2 separate regions of the Homo sapiens genome follow, and region 2 is linked to region 1. A link is an interaction called in ENCODE POLR2A ChIA-PET data of the cell type or tissue named here. Cell type or tissue: Caco-2. All regions are shown on one strand. Each heading gives the region's core, and the rest is flanking DNA. Links, peaks and the distances in the headings are about the cores only.

Region 1 (5,373 bases), core at 216-5,215:
ACACGCTTGTCTCCGGGAGGGGTGGCCTGGGTTCGCCAGCCTCCAGCCAGGAGGGGAAGATGAGGTGGGGGTGGCCGCTCTGACTCCTGGCCGCTCTGTTCCACCCACGCCCGCCACCTCGCCACCCCCTGCCCCTTCTCTAGGGCCAGCCCTGCCCCCAGAGGCTTGTGTGGGCCGGCGGGCGCTTCACCAGGCAGAGATGAGCATCTGGCAGGTGCTGGAGGGCATCCAGACCAGCTCCACCAGACGGAACTGGAGGTAGCCGATGACAAAGCCGGAGAGGACGTCCGTGACGTGGTGGCGGCCGATCATCACGCGGGACAGGCCCACGCAGAGGGCCCAGAGCACCAGCAGCACACGCAGGGGCACCGCCAGCACCAGGTGGCTGAGGAAGAACTTGGACACCATGGCGGCGCGGCTGGCGTGCCCGGCCGGGAAGGCGTAGATGTCCATGGTGAGGTAGTCCAGGAGGCTGGGGCTCGTCTCGTACGGGCCGCGCCGCTTGATGAGCTTCTGCACGCCGGCCACCGTCATGATGTCCAGGAGCAGGGCTGTTGGGGGGAGACAGAGGCCCCTGGGCCATCAGGGCCACCAGCCAGGCCCAGGCCCTGGCCCCCCACATTTCCACCTCGCCTCCCCTTTCTGCTCCTCACTCAGGCCACTCAGCCACACTGACCCCCAGGCAGGGTCCCCTCTCAGGCTGTTGCCTTTGCTGTCTCCCCTGCCCGGCACATCCTGCCTTCCTGTAGCTACTTCCTTTAGCGGAGAAGCCTTCCCTGACCACGCTGTTTGTAAAAAGCCCCCACCACGCTGTCTCCCCTCACCTTGTTTAATTTTTTCATACAGCTTTTCTCATGCCCTGACATAATACGCATTTTATTTCTTTGGGTTTTTTTTTTTTTTTTTTTTTTTTTTTTTTTTTGAGACAGAGTTTCACTTTGTCAACCAGGCTGGAGTGCAGAGGTGAGATCTTGGCTCACTGGAACCTCCGCCTCCCGGATTCAAGCGATTCTCCTGCCTCGGCCTCCTGAGTAGCTGGGATTACAGGCACCCACCACCACGTCCAGCTAATTTTTGTACTTTCAGTAGAGATGGGGCTTTGCCATGTTGGACAGACTGGTCTCAAACTCCTGACCTCAGGTGATCCACCCGCCTCAGCCTCCCATTGTGCTGGGATTACAGGTATGAGCCACTGCGCCCGGCCCTTTTTCCTTTTTTTTTTTTTTTTGATACAGGGTCTTGCTCTATTGCCCAGGCTGTAGTGCAGTGGCCTGATCTTGGCTCACTGCAACCTCCACCTCCTGGGTTCAAGGAATTCTCATACTTCAGCCTCCCGAGTAGCTGGGATTACAGGTGCACACTACCATGCTTGGCTAATTTTTTGTATTTTTGGTAGAGATGGGGTTTTGCCATGTTGGCCAGGCTGGTCTCCAACTCCTGGCCTCAGGTGACCTGCCCGCCTCAGCCTCCCCAAGTGTTCACCCATTACAGGCGTGAGCCACTGTGCCCAGCCCCATTCCCATTTTTCAAAAATTGAAGCAAAATTTACATCTTGTACAGTGAACCATTTTAGAGTGCACGCTTCAGCGGCATTCAGCACATCACAATGTCAGCAGCCACCTCCTCTCTCTAATTTCAAAACATTTCATCATCCCAAAAGAATGCCCCATACCCACGAAGCAGCCACTCCCCATCCCCTTCTCTCCAGCCCCTGGGACACCACCAATCTGCTTTCCTCTAGAGGATTTGCCTCCTCTAGACACTCCATGTAAATGGAATCAGACAGCATGTGGCCTTTTGTGTCTGCCTTCCTTTCCTTAGCATAATGTTTCCAGCATCCACCCATGTGGCAGCGCTTCATTCCTTTTCATGGCCGAATAATATTCCACTGTATGGATGGACCACTATTTGTTCATCTTCTCTTTCTTTTTTTTTTTGAGATGGAGTCTCGTTCTGTTGCCCAGGCTGGAGTGTGGTGGCATGATCTCGGCTCACTGCCCACCTCCCGGGTTCACGTGATTTTCGTGCCTCAGCCTCCTGAGTAGCTGGGATTACAGGCGCACGCTGCCTCGCCTGGCTAATTTTTGTATTTTTAGTAGAGACGGGGCTTTGCCATGTTGGCCAGGCTGGTCTCAAACTCCTGACCTCAAGTGATCCGCTTGCCTTGGCCTCCCAAAGTGCTGGGATTACAGACATGAGCCACCGCGCCCGGCCTCTTTATTTTATTTGATTTTTTTGAGACAGAGTCTCGCTCAGTCATCCAGGCTGGAGTGCAGTGGTGCCATCTCGGCTCACTGCAAGCTCCGCCTCCTGGGTTCACGCCATTCTCCTGCCTCAGCCTCCTGAGTAGCTGGGACTACAGGCGCCTGCCACTACGCCTGGCTAATTTTTTGTATTTTTAGTAGAGACGGGGTTTCATCGTGTTAGCCAGGATGGTCTCGATCTCCTGACCTCGCGATCCGCCCGTCTTGGCCTCCCAAAGTGCTGGGATTACAGGCGTGAGCCACCGCACCTGGTGTTTTTTTTTTAAGAGACGGATGTCTCTGGCTGGGCACGGTGGGTCACACTTATAATCCCAGCACTTTGGGAGGCTGAGATGAGCATATTGCTTGAGCCCAGGAGTCCGAGACTAGCCTGGGCAACATGGCAAAACCCTGTTTGTACAAAAAATACAAAAATTAGACATGTGTGATGGCATACGCCTGTAGTTTCAGCTATCAGGAGGCTGAGGTGGGAGGATTGCTTAAGCCCAGGAGTCTGAGACCAGCATGGGCAACATGGCAAAACCCCATCTCTACAAAAAAATACAAAAATTAGCTGAGTGTGGTGGTGCACGCCTCTCATCCCAGCTACCCAGGAGGCTAAGGTGACAGAGTGAGACCCTGTCTTAAAAAGAGAGAGAGAGGGAAACAGAGAGACAGAGATGGTGTCTCTTTCTGTTGCCCAGGCTGGAGTGTAGTGGTGCAATCATAACTCACTGTAACTTTGAATTCCTGGGCTCGAGAGATCCTCCTCCCTCAGTCTCCTGAGCCACCGAGACTACAAGTGTGCCACCATGCCCAGCTAATTAAAAAAAAATTTTTTTTTTACAGATGGGCATCCCACTTTGCTGCCTAAGATGGTCTCAAACTCCTGGCTTCAAGCTATCTTCCTACCTCAGCCTCCCAAAGTGCTGGGATTCCAGGCGTGAGCCACTGTGCCCGGCCACAATTTGTTTATCCATTCATCTATTGATGGCTATCGAGTTGTTTGCGCCTTTCGGCTGCCGTGACTCATGCTGCTATGCACGTGTGTGCAAGTGTTTGCCGAGTGCCTGTTTTCAGTTCTTTTGGTAGATCCCTAGGACTGGAGTCGCTGGTTGGTAATGACAGTAACTCTGTGTGTGACTCTTTGAGGAACCCCACTGTTTTCCCCAGCAACTGCGCTGTGTCATTCCCCCCTTTATAGAGGACAAGATGAACCCCTGGAGCTCAGAGCACTCATACCTGAGGCTCTTGCTTTCTGGAATGTTCCACTCTTTCCCAACTCACCACCTCAGGGACCTGCCCCGGCCTTCCAGACAGCTCAGGCCCTGAATGGTTCAGTCTCAACATCTGGCCCTCTGTTTCGTGGCTTTTCCCCCGCAGTCACTGAGGCATCTGTTGGGAGGTGAGGGTTCGCTGTCTGCGGCATGAAGTCATCACTTCGTGGAGGCAGGGGCTGTGCCTGTTTGTTCATAGGTTTTTTTCCCCGTGGCTAGAAACAGAGCCACAGTCTCCAAACGTAGTTGAGTTACTGGCCTGAGGCTCATAACCAGCGAGGTGGGCTCTTTCCTTCCTTTTCTTTTTCTTTATTTTTTTGAGACAGAGTCTCACTCTGTCACCCAGGCTGGAGTACTGCAGCATGATCTTGGCTCACTGCAATCTCCGCCTTCCGGGTTCAAGTGATTCTCCTGCCTCAGCCTCCCGAGTAGCCAGGACAACAGGTACCTGACACCACGGCTGGCTAATTTCTGTATTTTTAGTAGAGACGGGGTTTCGCCATGTTGGCCAGGCTGGTCTCGAACTCCTGACCTCAAGGGATCTGCCCACCTCCGCCTCCCAAAAAGTGCTGGGATTCCAGGCGTGAGCCACTGCGCCTGGCCTTTCTTTCCCCATTTCGGAAACACAGGGGAGACCTGGATCTCCATCGTGTCTCTGCCACACCCTGCTGTGTGGCCTTGGGGGGCTGCTCCGCCTTTCTGTGCCGAGAGAGGAAGGCACCATGCCAGGACCCCAGTTTCACCCAGCTGATCTGAGTGGCACCCAGACCGCCAATGTGGGGGTTCCAGGTCAACCCTCCACACCCTTAGAAAGGCCCTTGGGGCTCACACCCTCTGACCTGGGGGTGGGGGTGGCATCAGCAGGCCAGACAGCACCCCCAGGGCAGGTACAGAGTCGGCAGGGAGCCCGTGCCCCTGCCCCCTGTGCTTCCCCATCTCAGGTGACCTTGGGGACCCCAGTGAGGTCACAGCTCCTGCAAGCCCTGCCTCACGGACAGTGAAGACAACACCCACAGTGCAGTGTGGTGGCAAAGCTCACAGGCATCACAGCCAGAGACCCAGCTGTGAGCTCCAGCCCTGGAGCCTCCCAGCTGTGTGACCTCAGGCAAACCACCTAACTTTCCTCACCTGTGAGACGAAGCTCAGGGACACCCACCTCCCAGAGGGGGCCAGGCACCATGCCTGCAGGCAGGTTGCTGACTGCAGGGTGACAAGGTTTCACTGGGACAGAGGGGTTTCCTAGGACACAAGATATTCAGTGCTAAAGCATGGAAGTCGCAGCAAATGATTGAGTTGGTCCCCCAAACGCCTGGCCCACCAGGAGGGCTGGATAAAGGTGGGGGGTTATGACTCAATGACAGTTCAGTGCAGCCAGATGCTGGGAGCTTTCCTAGAAAACTTTTCAGTATTTATCGGAATGTTCAGCTCTTGGCAGAAATGGAAAAAAAGTAAAAAAAAAAAAAAAGACACAGAAGATGCTATTCACTGCAGAACATTTACAAAACAGAAAACAAAAGTTAGAGTTTAAATCACCTGTAATCCTGCCCCTCAGAGGTAGTCATTGTTCCAGACCTTTCCATCCACTTATAGAGCACAGCTTTTTTTTTTTTTTTTTTTTTTTAAGACAGAGTTTCCCTCTTGTTGCCCAGGCTGGAGTGCAATGGTGTGATCTCGGCTCACCACAACCTCCGCTTCCCAGGTTCAAGCGATTCTCCTGCCTCAGCCTCCCGAGTAGCTGGGATTACAAGTGTGTGCTACCACGCCCAGCTAATTTTTCTATTTTTAGTAGAGATGGAGTTTCTCCATGTTGGTCAGCCTGGTCTTGAACTCCCGACCTCAGGTGATCCGCGCAC
Region 2 (5,373 bases), core at 217-5,216, 160 kb after region 1:
GGTTTAAAAACTGCAAGTCATAGCTTCTACAAGCAATTATATCAGAGCCTATTACAGGGAGTGGCGCTCCTGTAACACAGTCATTATTTCTTCACTCATTGTAACGAATCCTTATTTATAGGGTCTCTACTTTGTGTAAGGCATGTTCTAGACAGTGCAGGTAGAGGTGAACAAGTAGATGAGGGCCCAACTCTTATGGAACTTACCTCCTACTGGGACATGTTGAATAATAAAATATAAACACATCTGATAATTTCAGTTGGAGAACAAACAGGGAAACATAAAGAGAATAAAAAAGGGCACTACTTCAGATGAGATGGCCAAGAAAGCCCTCACTGCGGGCTGCCATCTGAACGGAGGCTGCAAGCAGAAAGCAAGCTATGAGATCTTCAGGAAGCACCTGCCAGGCACCAAGAAAGGCAAGTGCAGAGGTCTCAAGGCAGGAGAAACCTTAGCAAAGAAAAAAAGTAAATGTGGGCTCTGTGAAGTCAGGGGAGGCGTTGTAGAGGGCAGGGGTAGAGTCAGGAAGGCAGGCCGGGGTAGGTCATATAAGGTCACACCAAGGAGTTTGGGTTCTATTCTAAACGTGTTGGAAAGCTACTACTGGTGTTTTACAAGAGTTTAAATCTCCTTTATGATTTAAAAGATCCCTCTTGCTGCTATGTAGAGCAGGGATAGCAGAGAGAGTAGTCGAGAGGTTAACAAGGTGAGAGGTGCAACAGCTTGACACAGGATGCTAGCAGGGGGACAGAGCTGTGGGCTTATGACATGTGACACAGCAGAGGGTGGAGCTGACAAGACCTCCCGCCAGCCTGGACTGGGGACAGGTACTGTTAAAGAGAGGGATCTAGGATGCTTCGGGGCTTGGGGCTTGTGCAAACATCTGGTTTGTTAGTGCTACTTACCCATTGGAAAAGGACTAGCCTCTAGGGGAGACAGAAATCAAGAGTTCTGCTTTAAAGATACTATAATTTGAAATGCCCTTTAGACTATTTGATACTTACAACGATTAACACTAGAGAGGTCTTAGACTGCATCAGCATTCATTAACAGCAAACATTTATTTGACAAACACTGTATGTCATGCATCATGCCACACCGTGAACTGTGACCTGGGCACTTACTATGTACCTAGTACAGGTGTGTGTTAGGGTACAAGGGTTGGTTAGAGGGACACAGAAAGGAAAAGACATAACGCTTATTCTCAGGGCACTCAAGTAATCACGTGGGAAACTGACATACAATTCTCTTTACATTATACCATAAAAATAAACTGAGATGATGGACTACAAATCTAAATATGAAAGATAAAATAATAAAGCTTTTAGAAAAACATCTTTTTGACCTTGAAATAGAAAATTATTTCTAAAACATGAAAAGCATTAATCATAAAAGAAAAAACTGATATACTTAATTATATTAAAATGAAGAATGTGTATTCATCAAAGAAACAAAAAAGACAATGAATAGACAATTCACAGTGAGAACATATTTGCACTGTATGTGTGTGCGTGTGTGTGTGTATTCAAGGAACTCACTCTTAAAAATCAGAAGGAAAAAGCCAGACAATCCAACAGAAAAACAGAATAAAGACATGAACAGACACAACATAAAAGAAAATATTCAAATGGCCAATAATCATCTTTTAAAAAGCTTAATTTTGCTAATCATTAGAGAAATACAAATTAAAACCACAAAACCATACAACAAAAGATGAAAAATACCAAGAGTGGCAAGTATGTGGAGCAGCCAGAAGTCTCATACACTCTTGGTGGGAATCTACTAATGAGGAATACATGCAGATTCTATGACCCAGCAATCTCACTCATAGGGATACACCCAAGAGAAACTTGCATATGTGTTCATTGAAGATGTCAACTGGAACGGTCATAGCAGTGCTACATACAATGGCTTAAACCTGGAAACTACTCAAGCGCCCATCAGAGTGGAACAAATAGTTGTAATATAATCACACAATAAATTCCATACAACGACATGGATAAATCTCACAAACATAATGTTGAACAAAGCAGCCAGATACAAGAATACATACTGTACAAATCCACTTGATAGGAGGTACAGGCAGGCTAACCTCATCTATGCTGTTGGAAATCAAATCAGCTACTCTTTGGCAAGAGTAGTGACTAGAAGGGGACAGGTGAAAAAGAACTCTGGGGTTCTGGCCTCCGCCTCCCGGGTTCAAGTGATTCTCATGCCTCAGCCTCCTCAGGAGCTGGGACTACAAGTACGTGCCACCACGCCCGGCTAATTTTTGCGTTTTTAGTAGAGACGGGGTTTCACCATGTCGACCAGGCTAGTCTCGAACTACTGGCCTCAGGTGATCCGCCCGCCTTGGCCTCCCAAAGTGCTGGGATTACAGGCATGACCCACTGTGCCCAGCCAGGTTCTCGTAAAATTCTGTTTCTTGATCTGGATGCTAGTTACCAAGGTATGTTCAGTTGTTGACAATTCACTGAGCTGTACATGTATCATGTGTACTTTTTTCTATTTGTATTATACATGAATAAAAAATTAAAATAGCTAAATGGCTTTTACGAGTATACAAGTATTCAAACCTCGCACTTTGGTATTTACTATCACATAGTCCCAATTACTATGTCCAAGGTCTGAATTATAAAACATGAAAACTCATTTTATTCATAGGTATGCTTGGGGCAGTAAATTAATAAACACAAACATTGCAAGCTGAATTTAAACATACCTGGGGAGAGCCTGGCTTTGCCGCTGGAGGGGTTATCCTGGGTGATTTCTGTACCATTGAGGGCACTGGGCTTGAACTGCCCTGAGCAGATCGTCCTGCTTGAAAAAGAAGTCAGTTAAAATAGATGGCATTTATTACCTTTATTTCTCCTATCACAAATGTCCTTTCTCCAAATCTAAGAAATTAAGTTACACATTGCCCCTGGCCCACTTTCATGATTTATTTTAAAGAGTGATGACCACCAGTTGTGCTAGCCTCTGTTCTAAGATAATGAAAAAAATATATTAAAATTTTAGGAGCCAGGTATGGTGGCTCAAACCTGTAATCCTAGCCTTTTGGGAGGCTGAGGCAGGAGGATTGCTTGAGCCCAGGAGTTTGAGACCAGCCTGAGCAACATGGCAAGACTTTGTCTCTACAAAAAAATTTAAAAATTAGCCGACGGTGGTGGTACATGCCTGTAGTCCCAGCTACTCAGGAGGCTAAGGTGGGAAGATCGCTTGAGCCCAGGAGGTAGAGGCTGCAGTGATGTGCTTGGGTGAGAGAGTGAGAGGGTCTCAAAAAACAAAACAAAACTTCCTGTTTACAGTATGACTGACTGTGAAAATATGAATATAATCACTGCAGGTACTCTCTCCTCTGTACTTTTTTTTTTTTTTGAGACAGAGTCTCGCTCTGTCGCCAGGCTGGAGAGCAGTGGCGTGATCTCGACTCCCTGCAATCTCTGCCTCCTAGGTTCAAGTGATTCTCCCGCCTCAGCCTCCTGAGTAGCTGGGATTACAGGCACCCACCACCACACCTGGCTAATTTTTGTATTTTTAGTAGAGATGGGGTTTTGCCATGTTGGCCAGGCTGGTCTCGAACTCCTAACCTCCGGTGATCCACCTGCCTTGGCCTCCCAAAGTGCTGGGTTTATAGGCGTGAGCCACCGCACCCCGCCAAACAACTCTTGTGCCTGTGCTTCTTAAAGAACTGTTATGTAACTGCTCTTCATGGAGGGCAGGCTCCATATGAAAATAAATGCCCAAGAGCAAGGCATTTTTGACTCATTAAATACACTTAGCTCCATAAGAAGTGTCAGAGAGAAGAGTGGCAGCATTTAAGCAAGAGCAAATCTCCCAATTCAGAGTATGAAAATCACAGCACATTAATCATTAATGTATGATACAGGAAGCAAGAAAAAATAACCTTGTCCAACTATGTTAGCTACGACTCTTAACACTTAAAACCGTTAATCTGAGAAGGCAGGGCTGAGGTCTAAAGTTGTCTGCTTAAAATCATACCTGATGGTGAGGGCAAGACTGAGGACTTCAATGGCACGGAACTAGGTGGTGCTGAGAGAGGTGTGGGGTGGCTGAGTGGTCCAGAAGCAGCTGGCTTGGAGGCAGAAGAGAATGGCGACATCGGGGGTGCGCTCTGGGAGCTACTAACAGGAGTAGAGGTAGCTGCAGCAGTAAACCTGAAAAATGGCAGCCTGAAGGCCTCAGAAGAGCCTGCTAGAAGATTCTTTTACACTAGCATGAGCAATGTCATCAAAAGATAACTTATTATCTTTTATGTTAACTTACAAAGATAACATACTTTTTGCCTTCAGGAAACAAAAATGTTTAGCTATTTCTTATAAAAGGTGAAAGCTGCAAGGAAACATTTATCTTTTCGTCTGCTTATTTAGGAATTAATTATTCAGGGGAAATATCAAAACTAAGTTTATCACAATATGAAATACCAAGTTTATCATGATATGAAATACTATTGTTTCCAGCTGAGTTTTAAACAGGAGGTGGGACACAATTATGCTTAGGAGAGTTAGTACTTTCTCTTACCAAGGAAATTACTGAGAACTCGTTTTGAGAGTGAGCACCTTCTCTGGGGAGTGAAAAAGGAAGAGGAATGCAGGGAACTGTCTTTGGGATACTTATGGCCTAAAGGAAATGTAAAGTCGGTTCCACCTAAAGAGCAAAAGTCTGTAGACAATCTAAACTCCAGCATTAGATGACTGGTCAGATAAACTGTGGTGCAGTCAACAAAATGGAACACTATGCAACCCTTAGCATGAAGTGGATGTGTGCCAATTCAGTATTAACAGTAACTGTGGTGGCAGCAGCACCACCATAGCAACAACAGATAGTACAGGCAAGTAGGGAAAAAGCTGGTAGTACTTATACTCGATGGTTATCTTGGGAACTCATGGTTATCTTGGGAGGGGTTACAAGATATAAGGGATTGCTTCCCTCCAAAAGCTTACATTCTAGTGGGAAGAAAAGAACAAGATAAAGAAGTAAATAAATAAGAAATGAGTGAGCTGCCCGACCCAGATCTGGAGGAAACTGGATACCAACCTAAGAATTAGCAGTGAGCAGCCACGGGGCTTCATAGGGACTGTCAAGCAGAAGAATCACCTAACAATTTACAGTGTCACAAGATGACTTTGTGGCTGTGTAGACAGCAGTTCAGAGAGAGTTAAGGGTAGACACAGGGAGGAAAAAAGACTACAAGGGATTCATTTCCCTTCCAGGATGCATACTCTGGATTGCTTCTTTTTTTAAAATAAGGAATATTTCCTACATTTGTAACGTAAAAAAGCAAAACAAATACCTGAATATAAATCCCATAGTCAAAAAAATAAAATGCTAGCTAAGAGACCCTTCTGGACT

The links. Peaks named below come from ENCODE experiments on the same cell type or tissue, not always from the same donor. Only the 100,000 strongest peaks of a DNase experiment are listed, where the experiment ranks them.
Region 2: POLR2A ChIA-PET joins it to region 1 with 5 read pairs; 4 of 35 experiments call an interaction of 5 or more read pairs at or near these places.

The regions. Positions count from the first base shown.
Region 1 is chr9:131,303,101-131,308,473 of GRCh38, reverse strand. PLPP7 (phospholipid phosphatase 7 (inactive)) reads right to left here. Exons shown (of 2, transcript NM_032728.4): 2 at 1-551. The coding sequence ends at 187. Among named protein-coding and RNA genes, the nearest start is that of PLPP7, 16 kb to the right of the region's middle. In Caco-2, for the core only: no CTCF peak of the experiment used is centred there; a DNase peak (open chromatin) is centred at 3,255.
Region 2 is chr9:131,144,934-131,150,306 of GRCh38, reverse strand. NUP214 (nucleoporin 214) reads right to left here. Exons shown (of 36, transcript NM_005085.4): 13 at 4,003-4,178; 14 at 2,723-2,817. Among named protein-coding and RNA genes, the nearest start is that of NUP214, 22 kb to the right of the region's middle. RefSeq lists a silencer at 231-525. In Caco-2, for the core only: no CTCF peak of the experiment used is centred there; no DNase peak of the experiment used is centred there.